Regions from separate parts of the Homo sapiens genome. Here region 2 is linked to region 1. Evidence: read pairs that join two places in POLR2A ChIA-PET (ENCODE). Cell type or tissue: MCF 10A. All regions are shown on one strand.

Region 1 (8,000 bases):
AGGGGGCCGGCAGAGTGCAGGAAGAGAGGTGGGAGCCGCCCCCAGGCCCCAAGACAGCTGAGCGGCAAAATGAAAAATGCCACTCACTCGAGCCAGGCAACTAGCAGCGACTCTGAAGGGGAATGCATGAAAGGAGGGTCTGGTTGTCCTTACAAAGAAGATCAGGGCTCGAAAGTCATTTAGAAGGAAAGAAAAAGGTGAGAGCAACTTCTCTGTAAATGAACAGCTCAGAATTGGCCCACTCTTCCTGGAGCTTTCAACAGGATGTAAAAATGATACCCAAATATATACTTCCTCATCTCAGTGGGTCTGGATCAACACCTTCAAATGCAGGAGTCTGAGAGACCACCTGAGCCTTGGGGACCAGCAGCCCGAATCTTTGTGTCTTACACTCTGTGGGTGCTCCTTGTCTATGACATAGATGGATAAGTCGGTGGGTGGGTGGATGGATAAGTGGGTGGGTGGGTGAACAGACGGATGGATCAGCAGATGAGTGGACAGGTGGGTGGATGGACAGATGGATGGATAAGTGGGTATGTGGGTGGATAAGTGGGTGGGTGGGTGGATGGATGGATAGATTGATGAGTGGATGGGATGGGCAGATGGATGGATAAGTGGGTAGGTGGGTGGGTGGATGGATATGGGTGAGTGCGTGGGTGGGTGGGTGGATGGATGGATGGATGAGTGGATGGATGGGCAGATGGGTAGACGGGTGGGTGGGTGGGTAGATGGATGGATGGATGGATGGATAAGTGGGTGGGTGGGTGAACAGATGGATGGATGGATGGGCAGACAGGTGGATAGATGAGTGGGTGGGTGAATGGGTGGATAAATGCGTGGGTGGGTGGATGGATGGATGGATAAGTGGGTGGGTGAACAGATGGATGGATGGATGGGCAGATGGATGGGTGGGCAGATGGATGGATAGATGAGTGGGTGGATGAATGGATGGCTGGCTGGATGGATAAGTGGGTACGTAGGTGGGTGGGCAGATGGATGGATGGATGGACAGATGGATAGATAAGTGAGTGGGTGGGTGGATGGATAAGTGGGTGGGTGGATGGATGAATTGGGGGTGGATGGATGAATGGAGGGGCGGATGGACAGATGGTAAATGGGTGGGTGGATGGATGGATGGATGAATAGATGGACGGACGGATGGATGGATGGATGGACAGATGGATGGATTGATTGATGGATGGATGGATGGATGGAGAAGCGGATGGATGGATGGATGGATGGATGGATGGATGGATGGATGGATGGATGGTGGGTAGATGGATGCCGACTCAGAGAGATCCCTTTGCCCCAGTCCCTTCTGATGAAGTAAGGAGAGAAGAGAGAGAAGATGAGCCCCTGACGGCAGCCTCATACCTATCTCCCTGAGTCCCTAATACACCCTTGACAATTTCTGTACAAATGTCCTCCCTAATGGTGGGGGGTCCCAACCACCCACCATGGAGGCACCACTGACCCTATTTTGCCACTGAGAAAACCCAAGTTCAGAGAGGTAACATGACTCGACCAAGGTCTCATTGCTGTGGGAGGCTGAAGCCTGGGTCTGACTCAGAGCCCAGCTCCTAACAGTAAGGTACCTGAGAGCCACCACCTGCCCAGGGGTGGGGGCCAGCCCTGCCCCTTCTGAGCCCCCAGCAGGTGGTTCAGGGACACAGCCTCCAGCTAGACCCTGGCTCCATGGGGTCATCGCTCCACCCTTCCTCTGAGTGTCTGCCCCACTGGGAATGAAATGTTGGGATTCTAGTCTGGAAGGTTCTCCCAGCTGGAATCACATCCAGGACTCTCAGGCACTGGCACAGAGGGCAGACCTGAAAATCCTTGTGAGCTCCTCAAGGGGGTGGCTGAGAAGCCCCCAGAGATGGCATAGCTGTGAACGGGACACTGGCCAGGGCCAGGGATGTGGGGAGACTGATCGTATGTGAACCAGGGCGTCAGTGACCTGGCCGACCCCAAGAGGGAAGAGAAGAAAGGGGCAGGGGCAGGGGCCAGCCCCAAAGAAAACTGCAAGCCCTGGCTTCCTCCCTGCATGCTCGGCTCCCAGCACCCACGTCCTCCATGTTTCCATGGCTGTGCTGGGTGGGTGACTGCGAGTCTAACTTCCCCCTCTTCTCTGCCATGGTGTGGCCAGGCTAGAGGAAAAGGGCTGATGGCGTCCTCACTCCGCGCACCGTCTTTTCCCCACTGCAGTCAGCTACACTGGCCCAGCTGCCCCAACCAGCATGTGGGGGCACAGCCTCTCCTCGGCTTGAAGGGTCGGGGTCCTAGGCCCAGTTCCCGACACCTCCAGAGGAAACCCAAAGCCTGGAGCAGAGGCAGGAAGGCTGGCAGGGAAGCCCCGGGGGTCAGAGTCGCTTTGTGCACCTTGGGACCCGGGGAGAGAAGAGGCTGGAAGGGAGAAGTGGGCCCAGGTGGCCTCCTGGAGCACAGGAGGAGGCGTAAGCTGGTGGAGTATCCGGGGCAGCACGTCCTCTCCAGGCGGCCACTCCAACCATGGGGCTCTGGGAGCTTCTTGACTAAGACAGAGTCTACCGCTCAAGAAGCGGGGCAGATGGGTGGACAGAAAAGCACACAAGGGGGTGGCTCACGCCTGTAATCCTAGCACTCTGGGAGGCAGAGGCAGGCAGATCACTTGAAGCTAGAAGTTCTAGACCAGCCTGGGCAACGTGGTGAAACCCCATCTCTACTAAAAATACAAAAATTAGCCAGGTGTGGTGGTGTGCACCTGTAATCTCAGCTACTTGGGAGGCTGGGGCAGAAGAATTGCTTGAACCCAGGAGGCGGAGGTTGCAGTGAGCCAAGCTTGAGCCACTGCACTCCAGCCTGGGCGACAGAGGGAGGGGGCGGGGGGGTGGGGGAGGGAGGAAGGAAGACAGGAAAACACACAACAGCAACTGGGCTCACATGTTAGCTGAGTGCCTGCTCTGTGCTGGGCATGTGAGGGAAGCTGCAATTTAATCTGAGATCCTGAGCAAAACAGTACAGAGGCTCAGACCAGGACATTACGCCAGAGCTGGGATCAAGTCCTAAGCCTGCCACGGACGATCTCAGCCACTCCTCTCTGGGCCTCGGTTTCCCTGTGTGTGGAATAAGGAAACCGCAAGACATACAGATGGCAAAGGGCGTCCTGCCACACTCCCAGTCCCACTGTGCTCACGGTGGAGTCACTAGCTGGTCACCATGCCCCTGCTGAAGACACTGGCCTCTGCAGCTGTCTCTGCACAGTGCTCCGGGCAGACGCTGCCTGTGAAAGCAATCAGCACCCAAGACAGGAGCGGCACTGCCCTGGGAAACGCCTGGACCAATAGCCTCAGGTCCCCTGAACACTGACTGCCCACTGTTCCTAATGCCAGCACGGAAGCCCTGTGTCCCAGGGCTGGGCAAGCTGCATGAGGCAGCTGCATCAGGCGGCAGCTGCTCCCCACCAGGAAACTCTACAGGAATCAGTCGGGGGTCAGGGGCTGTTGGGGGGAATTTCCCGTCCTTCATGGAAGCAGCTTAGCAGCCATCTGGTCCAAATTCTCCAATTTTGAGATGGGAAACCTAAAACCCAGCTGGGAAGATGCAAGAGCTTCACAAGCCCACCCAGCAACTTCCAGGCAGGGCCCAGCCTAGAACGAGGGGTTCCTGTTTGGAGCCTGAGGCTCGTCTCTCCCAGACACGGCGTCCTCCAGGACAGCTAACCACCGTCTAGGCCTCCTGCCTGCCAGATCTTTCCCAGGTTTATTTCATTTTATTCCCTCAAAACCCCCCACGAGATGGTTCTGTGGCTCTCCCCTTTCTGAGGAGGAGTCACCGGGGCTGGGGCAGACAGCTGGTGCCTCTGGCAGCAGAGCCCGGCTCTCCACGCCGCCCTGCCCTGGAGGGCCGGCTATCCATCCTGGATTTGAAGCTGAGGGACAAACCACAGCCTCCAGGCATGAAAGCAAGGTTTCTGAGTGGGGGCCTGCAGCCTGCAAGGCCAGTAAACCTGTCCCAGCAAGACTGGCTGGGCAGGCTGGGCCACTCACTGTCTGCGAATGCTGCTCTCTCATTCCCAGAGACACTCCCCAGCCCCTCCTGGGCATCACTCAGCGCTGCTGTGGCTGCAGGAGCCAGGCACAGATGGCGCCTCCCTCCCCTGTCCACCAGGAAAAAGCGGGGATAAAGGTGGGTTCCAGTGTGGGAGGCATCCCAGACCCAGGCTGCAGACGAGCCGCATCAGTCCCTCTTTAATCAGAGGCAAGGCCGGAGACCATGACACAGATCTGCTGCCTAGCGCGTGAGTCACTGCCTCCAAGGTACAAGAATCCCACAGGAAGCTCAAGGTACCCGCCCAGACCTTGAGGCCAAGGTGGGGTTATGGGAACAGCACCTCAAGGGCAGGAGGGAGGGGTTCTGGCCTCCCCCACACCACCCCACTCTCTACACAGATGTCTTGCCCCCTCCAAGAACCTCCTGCGCTGCTTCTTCCTTGGACCCTTCCCTCTTCCCAGAGGTGGAGACAGTGAACCAAGGGGCTGGAACACAGGCGTCTACACAGGCAGATTCCCATGTGGGACCCTAGGATCCATCTCCCTCCCCAGCCCACAACTGCAGACTGTCCAGGCAGGAAGTGGGGCGTGGAGGCCTCATGGAGCCAGGCGCTGTGCATGGTCCGAGCTGCAAGAGGCCTTGGGGGAAACATGCGTCCAGAACCCTCACCTTACACACAGAGAAGACGGGTCTAGAAATGGGTGCGTCTCATCCAAGGCCCCATAGCCAGTCGGGGCAGAGCAGCCCCAGAAAGAACAAGGGTGGGAATGAGGACGGTCACCATAAAAACAGAATCACAGGCTCTCCCGCTGCAGACCCCAGACTGAGCGCTTCACGGGATCACCTGCGTTTCTTTCACTGCCCCCAAGCTCTGAACTCTCACCACGCTCAGGTCACGTGTGTGCAAGCCGGGGCTCAGGAGGTCACTCAGGGTGGGCTGGGAACCCGGGTTCACAGGGCCAGAGCCGAGTGCCGAACCCTCCGTGCCAAGGCCAGACCCAGTCCCCAGCCACTGCCTGGCCTGGCTTCACAGAGCCAACTGCCCCCACCACACAGCCCAGCGCCACAGCCCCGGGGAGCTATCCACAGCTGATGGGAACAGGCCACCCTTCTGCCGGCTAAGGAGCTCATCAGGCAGAGGGCAGGCCCTGAGCAGGCAGAGGGGGCCCCACAGACAAAAGGCAGGCTCTGGGCAACCCAGAATTGTAGTCAGAGAGTCTGAGCAGCTCGAAGTGAGGGCTGCCTGGAGGAGGCGCAGGCCTATGATAAAGTAGCAAAGAAACAGGCGATCCCCTTGGAGGCACAGACTGCCCGGCACTGCAGCGCACGGCAGGACTGACCCTGCCAGTCCCTTCAAAAGCTCAGCTACCAACTGCCCTGCGCCAGGACCTGCTGAGAAACACCGCAGGAACACACGCGAGGCCCCCGCTCCAGTCCCCTCTAGCACAAGAGGCTATAGAATGAATTGACGTTTGTGATGGCTAATGTGGCTAATGCTACGGCACCATCCTGCCTGGGCTAAGGGGTACCCAGAGGGCAGGTAGGACATTACCTCCGGAGTGGCTGGGCAGCATTTCCAGAGGAGACCAGCATCTGAGTCGGCAGCCGAGTATAGCAGACGCCTCCCGTGCCCTCGGGCCTCACCCAACTGCGGGGGCCCAAACAGGTCATGATGGCAGACGAAGGCCTTATTCACTCACTGCCCAGCGGGCACAGCCATCATCTCCTGCCCTCGGACATCGACGCTCGTCGTTCTCAGGCCTTTGGGCTCAGACTGGGACTCACGCCATCAGGCCCCTTGGGTCTTGGGCCTTCGGATCAGGACTGGAGCTGCACTACCAGCCTTCCTGACCTCCAGCTTCACAGCAGCTGGTTTCAGGACTTCTCAGCCCCCAGGATCGTGTGAGCCAGTCCCTGGTATTAAATCTTCCTATCTATCCATATGCTATCAGCGCTGCTGTTCTGGAGAACCCTGACTAATACAATATTGGAAAGGAGCATGCATCTCCCCTGGGATGGCCCCATTCAGGCACGCCCTGCTCCCACGCCCAGCACCACTGACCGCTGCCAGCAGAGGCGCTGTGGAGACAAGAGTGGTAGGGGGCAAGGGACGGGGTGGGTGTGGAGCAAAGACTATTCCCCTAAGGAAGGCAGGCCCCCTGGGACTGAGGGAGAGCAGCCAGTCAGCCAAGGCCAGGAGAACGTGCAGGGGCAGAGCCCACGCACAGGCCCGGAGAGCGGCCATGGCCACACAGGGGACCAAAGAGCGGAGGCCTGTCGGACACAGGGCCAAGGAGCTGGCCTCGCCTGGGGCAGTGGGAGTGCAGGGTCAGGCTGGTGTTTGAGAGATGCTTCAGGCTGCAAAGAGGATACTGGGTGGAGGGAAGGCAGGACCGCGGGAGGGGGGCGGCCCCAAGGAGTCTTCTAACCAGGCCAGGTGCACGATGGCAGGAAGGCCTGGGCAGGAGGCCACAGGGATGGACACAGCCAGAGAGGACACAGCCAGAACTGTTTAAAAGGCTGATCAAGGCTGCCTGGGTGCAGGGGTGAGGCAGGGAAGAGAGAAACCATCTCTGTCCTTTCTGCCAGGAGACACAGAAAGGGCTGGCCTGAAGAACGGGGACAATGGGGGAGGCTGGCCACCGGGGTCTGGACGCACAGTGGCCAGCTACAGAGGGGAAGGCAGGGGATGCCAGGGCTGGCGTCTGGGCAAGGCTGAGCTTAAACCCTTGGTGTGGCCTTCAGCAAGTCGCTGCCTGCCCCGAGTCTCCCTCCCCACCCACCTGGGGAAAGGGGAGGCTGAGAGGCACGTGGTTATCTGAGCCACCACCACCCCATTTCTGTTTCCCACAGAACCCCCGCCCGGCCTGCTAGACCCCCTTCTGCCACCTTCCTCTGGCCTCGGGATGCCCTGGCTGTACGAGGAGAGGCTCCCTCCGCCCTCAAACAGTTGCCAGCGCCTTTCTTCCCCAGCAGGTAACTGGCACACTCCACACTCTGCACAACGATGCCAAGATGCAGCCCACAAAGCTGGGACCCACACCCCAGACACACAGCAATCCACTGGCCAGGCGGACAAGCCCAAAATCAGCCACTGCCCACAAGCAGGGTGGGACCATCACACTGCCAGGAACCTTCTTGGAAGAGCCAGTGCTTGTGTTCTGGGTGACACGTTCGGCTCTGGGCTCAAAAGTTACCCCACTGCCTCCATGAATCCTCAACCACCCAATGAGGTCAATGTTACTATGCCCCTTGTCAAATGATGAAACTGAGGGTCAGAGTGGTCACCTGCACACATCAGCTAGATGGTCTGATGCAAGCTCTTAAAGGGAAAGCACCCAGAAGGAAAGGCCTCAGCCTCCCGACTGAGCCTCACCCCAGAACCCCCCTCTCATGGCCTGGTCATCCACTGCACGTTCCCAGTCTGCTAATGGGGACAGGTGACAGTAGCCATCACCTGGAGGGGCTGATGGGTTTCCAGTGGCTTCACTGGCCTCCCTAATTAATGGCCATTTTAATGGGAAGGGGACTAATAACTGTATCTCTAACACTACGGCAATAACTTTCCAGTGTCTACCCTTATCTCTGAAGCGATGACTTAGTAACTCGGTTATTAAGTGCAAGCGTTAACACAGGACAGGAAGGTGCGTGAATCTCCTCTGCGACGTCAACTCCACACCTGCTCCTGCTCTGAACTCCCGCAGGAGTGCCTGGAAGGGCCTGGGAAAGCACTTGGCCCCCCGACACCCCCCACTATTTCTCCCCTAGGCTGTCTGACGGTGAAGGAGGGTGTGGGGCCCACCCAGGCCCTTAGGCTCAGCAGGCGAAGTCTCTTTGCCAGTCTCAGCGTAGGGCTGAGCTCAGCACTCTCCGCCGGCCTGCGTCTCACAGATGCTCCGGGTGTACCACGGGGCAGGCACCTCTGCTGACATGTGGCAGCCAGGGGAGGCTCAGAGGCCAGGGACAGGTTG
Region 2 (8,000 bases), 71 kb after region 1:
CACCTGTAGTCCCAGCTACTCGGGAGGCTGCGGCAAGAGAATCATTTGAACTCAGGAAGCGGAGGTTGCAGTGAGCCGAGATCGCACCACTGCACTCCAGCCTGGGTGACAGAGCGAGACTCCGTCTCAAAAAAAAGAAAAAAAAAAGGTGGCTACTGAAAACCTAGATTGCTAATTTTAAGTTAAATTTTAAAGCTACATGTGGCTAGTAACTGCTAGCTTAGACAATGTGAGTCTAAAACACTCCATGATCTTTGTTTTTCACGACCTGTTAATTCTGAAGAATACAGACATGAAAGGACAAATCCTGTGTGAGTCCACTTTTTTTTGGGGGGGGGGGGGGACGGAATTTCGCCCTTGTTTCCCAGGCTGGAGTGTAATGGTGTGATCTCGGCTCACCACAACCTCTGCCTCCCAGGTTCAAGCGAATTCTCCTGCCTGAGCCTCCCGAGTAGCTGGGATTACAGGCACGCACCACCATGCCCAGCTAATTTTTGTATTTTTAGTAGAGACGGGGTTTCTCCACGTTGGTCAGGCTGGTCTCCAACTCTTGACCTCAGGTGATCTGCCTGCCTCAGCCTCCCAAAGTGCTGGGATTACAGGCGTGAGCCACCACGCCAGGCCGTGATTCCACTTTCATGAGGCCCCTGGAGTCGTCAGATCCACAGAGAGAAAGGAGAATAGTGGGCGCCCTCGAAGGGCTGAGCGATGGGGTGGTTTCGTGGGGAACAGAGCTCTTGCTTGGGAAGACCAGAGAGTTCTGTGGATGGTGGTGATGGTGCTTGCCAACAAAGTGAATGTGCTTGACCCTACTGGACGGTGCTCTAGAGGAAAACCGGAGAAGACACTGAGTTTTACGTTATGTGTATTTTACCACAATACAAAGATTAATTAGAAGAGACACAGAGAGACATGGAGACACAGACCCACGAGGAGTGCATGTGAGATGGGCCCCTTTCCTTAGCAACTGGGAGTGACACAGCTGTGGGCCAGCCACTCCAAGGGTGGCCACCGTTGCCAGAAGCGGGAGAGGGCGTGGGACGGGCTCTCCTCCGTGGCCCCACGAAGGAGCTGTTGCTGCCACACACAATTGATTCAGGCTGCTGGCCTGCAGCCCTGGGAACAATAAGGTTCTGCTGCTTAAAGCCACCACGGTCGATGGTGCTTGGTTAGGACAGCCCCAGACACTGGAGCTGGGAGCAGGCCTGAGCCGGGGCAGGGGCTACGCCCTCTCGCTCATCTGCGCGGCTGCATGTGCTGCAGCTTCCAGCCTGGCGTGACTATTTTTTGAATATGGCTTGTCTGTAATTTCCACTAAGCATTTATTTTCATTCTTCCTCAGCCTCCCAAGTTTAGAGTTAATTACACAGATCCCAACCATAATCACAGCCGGCCAGGCCCAGGCTTCCTTTCGGGCACAGGATGGGCCCAGCGCACCCCTTTCCCATGGGCCCAGCAACTGCTGTGCCTGGCCCGGCCCCACCCGTGGCCACTCTGGCCACCCTAACCTTTAAGAAGTCCTCCTGGTGCAGCTCTGGGCCCAACCCAGGGTGGTCTCTGCAAAACTGAGCCACACAGGCTGATGCAGATGGCAGGGACAGGGACTGCACGGACGGGGATGGCAGAGACCGGGACAAAGCCTGGGGGCCACGTCAGGCTCCACCTCGAGGGAGGCCACACACGGCCCGGCCTCCCTTCAGGGAGCATTTCCTGTGCTTTCTACAGTTCATCCCATTTTCCACAAAGGGAAACTGAGGCACAGAGAGTTAAGGACGTGGGCACCTGACCAGAGGGCGGCAGCGCCAAGAATGAAGCCATGTCGACATCGGCCAGGGCAAAGGCCCTCTGAGAGGACGGGCGTGTGGGCAGGCACCAGGTCCCTCCTGCCATCCCTGTACCCCTTTCCTCAGTGGCCTGGTTTGCAAGGTCTGTGGTCGCTCTGGAGCCAATCAGAGCCTCAAGGTCCAGGTTCTAGACAGAGACCCTGACGGTTGGCAGGGACCGGACCCAAGGCTGAGGTTGCTGCAGGTGCATCATGGCCACAGGGGCCCACTGAGGACACAGGCCGAGGGACAGTGGCAAAGGGAGGCCCAGATGGTGGTCAGCGCCAGGTGAAAAGTCCCCTGTCCACGCCCAAGCTATGAAGGCTGGCTTCAGCTGTCACCTGTGGCTGCAGGAGCAAGCGGCATTCTTCTCTCTCATTGATCCAACCTGGCCTTCGGGACCCCCCACAAAGGCAGCCACTGCTTCCCCCAGCATCCTGGACTTTAAGTCCAGCTGAGTGGCCACAGCAAGGGTCTGTCCCCAGAAAACAAGCCCTGTGACAAGGGTCCCAGGGCTGAGTGCCCTCTCCCCCAGGCTGGCGGCTATGGGGTCCCCACTGTGTTTGTTTAGGGCACTCTGAGGGGGCATGGGCTACCCCACCTCCTGCTCCCCACAGCCCCAGACTGCAGGGAGGGCTCCCGCCCCTGGGCCCCAAGAATCCCTTGTCCAGGCTCTGGCGCTGCAATGAGAGGCAGCGTGTAGTGTGCCCTGGAAACGTCAGCCCCTTTCTCTCCGGCCCATTCATCGGCAGCCGCAGATCTAATCAGGCTGAAATCGGATTAGTGTGGTGACACAGGCTCCATGCCCAGTCGCCCACCTCCCCAGGTTCAGCTGCACTGTCCTTCAGCTCTTGCAAGGCGCCAGGGCGGGGTGTCACAGACAGGAGAGGCGGCGCAGGGCCGGAGAGCCAAGACCCCAGAGCCAGGAGCCCAGGTCTGAGCCACAGGTGAGGCCCGAGGGCATCCTGGATGGCAAGCTTCACCGGCCAAGCTCACATGCTCACAGGACAGTCACGTCTCTTTAGGGTCTCTGAAACAATCTATTGTGATGGGGACACAATGGCAGGGACAGGCCTCTCTGCCCTGCAGAACCCACGGCAGCCCACCGAGAGCAGGGGCGCCCTTCAGCCTATGTGGGCCCTTCCACTGCCCCTTACTGGCAACGGGTCACCGGCAGTGCTGGAGTGGGAAACAGGACAGGCCTGCCTCGCCCTCCAGAGCTGGCATCTAGCCGGCATGACCTGAGAGGGGTACAAAAGGGGAAACTAAGCCGGGGGAGGCAAATCCACTTGCCTGAGTCACATAGCCAGCAGGCCTCAGCTGGGGAGCTGCAGTTTGAACACAGGTGGCTTGGCCATCGACCCCTGGGCAATGGTGATGGAGTAATAGCAGAGCCTGACAATGACCACAGGCAGGGAGGATGCTGACGTGCACAACAGCCAACTCACTCACCACCTGCAGAGCCTGTGAGGTGTGCACTGGCCCACTGCACAGACAGACAACCAAGCTCCAAGCAGTGAGCTCATGGGTAGGCCCAGGATTCAGGGGCAAATGGAGTGGCCGGGATGCAAAAGGGCAGCAGGCCCCCGCCTAAGGGGATGCAAGAAAGTCCTGTCTCGCCAAGGACGGCAGCACAAGGCCTGCGTCGTCAAGGCAGGTGCCACACTGTCTCAGGGGCTGACTCCTGGGCCCCAGCTGGACCATGCAGGAGGAGCGTGGGGCCGGGCTGACCTTTATGGGAGGTGACCCTCGCTGCTCCCTCCTCCCAGGAGAGCTCGGGCAAGTCTCCTCATGTGCACAGTGAGGCTCTGGCACAGAGCTCCAGGCCCTTCCGGCCAAGACTGGCTACGCGTCTCGGTGCGCTGACTCACAGTGATTATAGGCGCTCCACGGCCGCCAGGTTTTCCAGAAGGCCAGGCACTGGGCTAAGAGCTCCCTTGAGTCACTGCAGCAATTCCTAATTTACAGATGAGGAAACTGAGGTTTCAGGAGGTCAGCTGGCCTGCCCAAGGTCACTAGCAAGGATGTAACTGAGCTAACAATGGATCTGGGATGGTTTGACCCCCAAGGCCAGACTGCTGGCCTCTAAGCTATCCTGTCTATGGGTTTCTGGGCAGGGAAATCCCATTATTTTTTCTTTTTTAAAATGACAACAGTACTTTGACAAAAACTCAGTCTGTTCAGAGGAGATGGGGAGGCACTGAGTGTAGGAGCCCGGCCTTTGGGCTTGAGGGGCAGGCCCCACCCACAGAAACCAAGGCTTAGGAATGGGGCCAGAGAGGAGGGGGCTGACCTGATTGATCGGCACATAATAACTAACTAGCACGCATGCGCCATTTCACAGCCCACTAGCACTTTCACATCCACATTTGCTCCGTCAGATGTGGAAATGGAGGCCCCAGAAGGCAGGTGACCCGCGATCTGAACCCAGGCCCGGTTCCTCTCAGGATGCCCCCAGCCTCTGGCAGGCCCATGCCCGGGAAAGTCCCTTTGGCTGCCCCACCAGGAAGGTCAGGGGCCCGGGTGTCCTCAGTCCCAGGAGTGGCACTCAGCTGGGGGTGGGGTCCTGCAGGGAAAGCCCCAAGCTGGGGTCTCCAGATCGCCTGGCCCAACCTTCCCCATCCATGTAGATCGTCACCAACAGGCAGGGCTCCTCCCAGGTCTCTGGCTGGCATCCCTGAACCACCGACTCCTGTCCTGCACAGTCCTACCTCCCCCTGGCCTCTTGCACACAACCACATTCCAGTGCAGACCCCACAGCAGGTGCTCCAGGTGGGGACAACCCAGGCCTGCTCCCACTCAACAGCCACACAGCTTCTCTGTACCTCAGTTTCTCAATCTGTAAAATGGGCAAGGAGAACCCTGCCCTCTGACTCCCACGATGCTGGGACTCTCACTCAAAGAGACTGTACTGAGGCCATCTCACTGGGGAAGTCCAGAAGTCCCCTGAGACATTGGTCACTGGGAGAGCTGGCAGGGGGGTTGGGGTGCCACAGTTAGCTGGAGCTGAGGAGCAGCCACAGTGCACGAGAACCTGGGCCCTTCATCACCATGGTCCCACCCTGGAGCTGTTAGCCCGCCACCCCGCTGGCCTTTAGTTCGCAGCAGAGCTCCTCAAGGCAGCTGCCAGGGACTGGGGGAGGGACACAGGCCGACAAGGGACTTCTGGGGCCTGGCCTCAGGCTCTCTGCTCATGGCCAGAGCAGCCCAGCAACTGGGAGGTGAAGACCCCCACCCCATGTGCTCCTTGCTGCAAAAGGGAACCTGGGCACCACAGCCCTGAAAGCAACAGGGCACCACAGCTTCTGGGCCTCAGGAGAACAGGCACTCTCTTTTCAAGCCTCTGGGTCTTTCTGAGCAAGCTGGGGGTCTCCATGTGCAGCCTCCACGCCCTGCGGCAAAGGCTCCAGGAAGTACCCACAGACATAGATAGACATAGTGCGTTTTCTTGAAATACTTCAACAAGTGTCACTAACACTGCGCTTAGCAGAGACCGATTGCACGCCTGGCTGCTCTGCTTCCAGCTGGAGTGGTGCTGACTCCCTGGGGCCACAATGCTGCGTCGTGCTGATCAGAAGCTCTGACTGGCAGCTGAGGATGTCTTTGATCAATAAAAAAATGGGAAAACAAATTAATTTCCTGTTTTATTTATGCCATGCTCATTCCAAAAACCACTTAAAATAGCTTGATTACTATTCAACAGATGCAGCTTGATGGAATGGATCAAATTTGGGGCCCATCAGGTAGATAAACAGGTGACCCTGGGTGACAGGCTGGCCAGGTGCTCACGGAGACAGGAGCTGACGCCGTTTGCTCCCTCTGGGTCCCAAATGCCCTGGACAATGCCTAGCCCATCACACGGGCTCAGTATCTGGTAGACGAACAAATGAACCAATGAATTAATGAATGAACAAATGAATGAATGTCTAGGAAGCACTCTTAGGTGTCCTCTGACTGCTGACACCTCTCAAAGGGCCCTGCTTTCTCCTCAAGCAGCAGAGAGTCCACGATGCCTTCCAAGACGTCAGGGGCCCCCAAGGACAGCCACTGCTGCTTAGGTGGCAACCTCGCTTCCAGAAGCATCTCTTCCGAAAACAAGCAAGCAGGTGAAAGGTAGGGTCTGGCCTCGACCCCTTATTCCTGCACACATCAATGTCACCTGCACAACTCTACACACCACCCCACCAGGGACCCATTAGCTGGTCAGATCCAATAACCACTCTAGCAGGGGGCGGGGGTGGTCCCTTATCACCCATTTTACAGATGAGGAGACCGAGACTCAGGGAGGCCCGTATCTGCTTTAAAACTGGTCTGTCGTTGGGCGCGGTGGCTGACGCCTATAATCCTGGCCCTTTGGGAGGCCAAGGCGGGTGGATCACCTGAGGTCAGGAGTTTGAGACTATCCTGACCAACATGGTGAAACCTCGTCTCTACTAAAAATACAAAATTAGCCAGGCGTGGTGGCGCATGCCTGTAATCCCAGCTACTCAGGAGGCTGAGGCAGAAGAATCGATTGAACTCGGGAGGTGGAGGTTGCAGTGAGCCGAGATCATGCCATTGCACTCCAGCCTGGGCAACAAGAGCAAAACTCCGTCTCAAAAAAAAAAAAACAAACTGGTCTAACTTGACAGTCATCATGAACACTGAGAGGCTTCCCAGGCCATCACCAGGGCCCCCGCGCTATGGCCTTTGTGAGTGTGTGTGTGAGACAGAGTCTCACTGCATCAACGAGGCTGGAGTGCAGTGGCGTGATCTCGGCTCACTGCAACCTTCACCTCCCAGGTTCAAGCGATTCTCCCGCCTCAGCCTCCCGAGCAGCTGGGACTACAGGCCTGTGCCACCAATGACGAGCTAATTTTTGTATTTTTAGTAGAGACAGGCTTTCCCCACGTTGGCCAGGCTCGTCTCAAACTCCTGGCCTCAAGTGATCCACCTGCCTCGGCCTCCCAAAGTGCTGGGATTACAGGTGTGAGCCACTATGCTCAGACCGCACTGAGCCCTTAAAGAGAGGCTGCAGTGCGGGGCTCCCAAGGCAGATGTCCGAGGCCACTCCAGCTCATTCACTGCTCCAGGCAGGGAAAGCACAGCTCAGCCAGGGATTGATTGAGGAGTGTCACGAGTTGATTTTGTCTGGACAATTGAACTTCCTTCGCTCGGGCCCATTTCCTCAGCTCCGCACGCACCAGGACCAAGGCGTCAGGCCAGCAGGCTGAGTAATGAACCTGACCCGCCTTTGCGCATGGCCTCGCATGAGTGTCCCCCTTCGCCCAGCTGGGGTGCGGAGCTGCTCTACCTGCTGTGATCTGGAGGAGTGGGGTGGTGTTTTCTTCGTGCATATCAAGGTCTTCGGGGGCCAGCCTTGCCCCCAGGTCAGGGGCAGGCGACTGGCAGAGAGAGGGGCAGGCCAGATCAGCAGGGCAGGCGGCCCGCGTGCCCTCAGGAGTGGAGCTCCCCCCACCAAGAGCAAGCAGCTTGAGCCATGGCTGCTACATTTGTCCACAGGAATGACAGAAAGGGCTGCAACAACAGCGTGTCTCGTTTCACTATTCTGTAAAGGTTTCCAGCATTCTCAGTCTCACTAACACTCGATGTGCTAAAACAACGTCCGGTGGCTCTTCCACTTTCTCCCATAACAAACAGCGCCCGCTGAGTCCGTGCCTGGCGCAGCACGAAGCCCTTGACGTTCCTCTCTGCTTCATCCTGCTAACGAGCTGTCACGTATCCCTGGTCTACAGGTGGAGAAACGGCTCAGGGACCACCCTGCTCATCAGGGTAGTGAGGGGAAGACCCAGGTCTAATCCAGGTGGTCTGGTCCTGTCCCCATGGGAGCCCCACGGCATAGGCAAGAGGCAGCCTAATCTGCGGACAACCTGGGAGGAGGGAGGGTCCCGGCTGGCTTGCGTGAAGGCAGAGCTAGCTGCACACAGGCTCTGTCGGTGGGTGCCTCTCCATCCCTCTGACACCAGCACTCCTGGGGAGAAACATGCTCCTCCCTTACGCTGGGCCCTCCTGCTTCCCAGGGCACCTCCCAGGATGACTACCAAAACGCGACTCACAACGCACTACACCACCTCGGCACTGGTAGAGGAAGCCCTCCAAGTCAGACCCACAGAGGCAAGTCCCTGCCCTTAGCAAGCTTCCGGACCCCTGTCTCTGCACACTTCCCCTCCTTCCCCG

Evidence for each region. Peaks named below come from ENCODE experiments on the same cell type or tissue, not always from the same donor. Only the 100,000 strongest peaks of a DNase experiment are listed, where the experiment ranks them.
Region 2: POLR2A ChIA-PET joins it to region 1 with 12 read pairs; 3 of 35 experiments call an interaction of 5 or more read pairs at or near these places.

Annotation. Positions count from the first base shown.
Region 1 is chr9:133,870,248-133,878,247 of GRCh38, forward strand. The region is part of intron 2 of VAV2 (vav guanine nucleotide exchange factor 2); the gene reads right to left. Among named protein-coding and RNA genes, the nearest start is that of VAV2, 120 kb to the right of the region's middle. RefSeq lists enhancers at 1,703-2,203, 2,204-2,704, 3,701-4,900, 5,686-6,421, 6,422-7,155. In MCF 10A, a CTCF peak has its summit at 6,096; a DNase peak (open chromatin) is centred at 4,264.
Region 2 is chr9:133,941,280-133,949,279 of GRCh38, forward strand. All of the region lies in intron 1 of VAV2 (vav guanine nucleotide exchange factor 2), which reads right to left. Among named protein-coding and RNA genes, the nearest start is that of VAV2, 47 kb to the right of the region's middle. RefSeq lists enhancers at 3,058-3,911, 3,951-4,000, 4,661-4,770, 7,112-7,621, 7,622-8,000. In MCF 10A, no CTCF peak of the experiment used is centred here; DNase peaks (open chromatin) are centred at 3,242 and 3,672.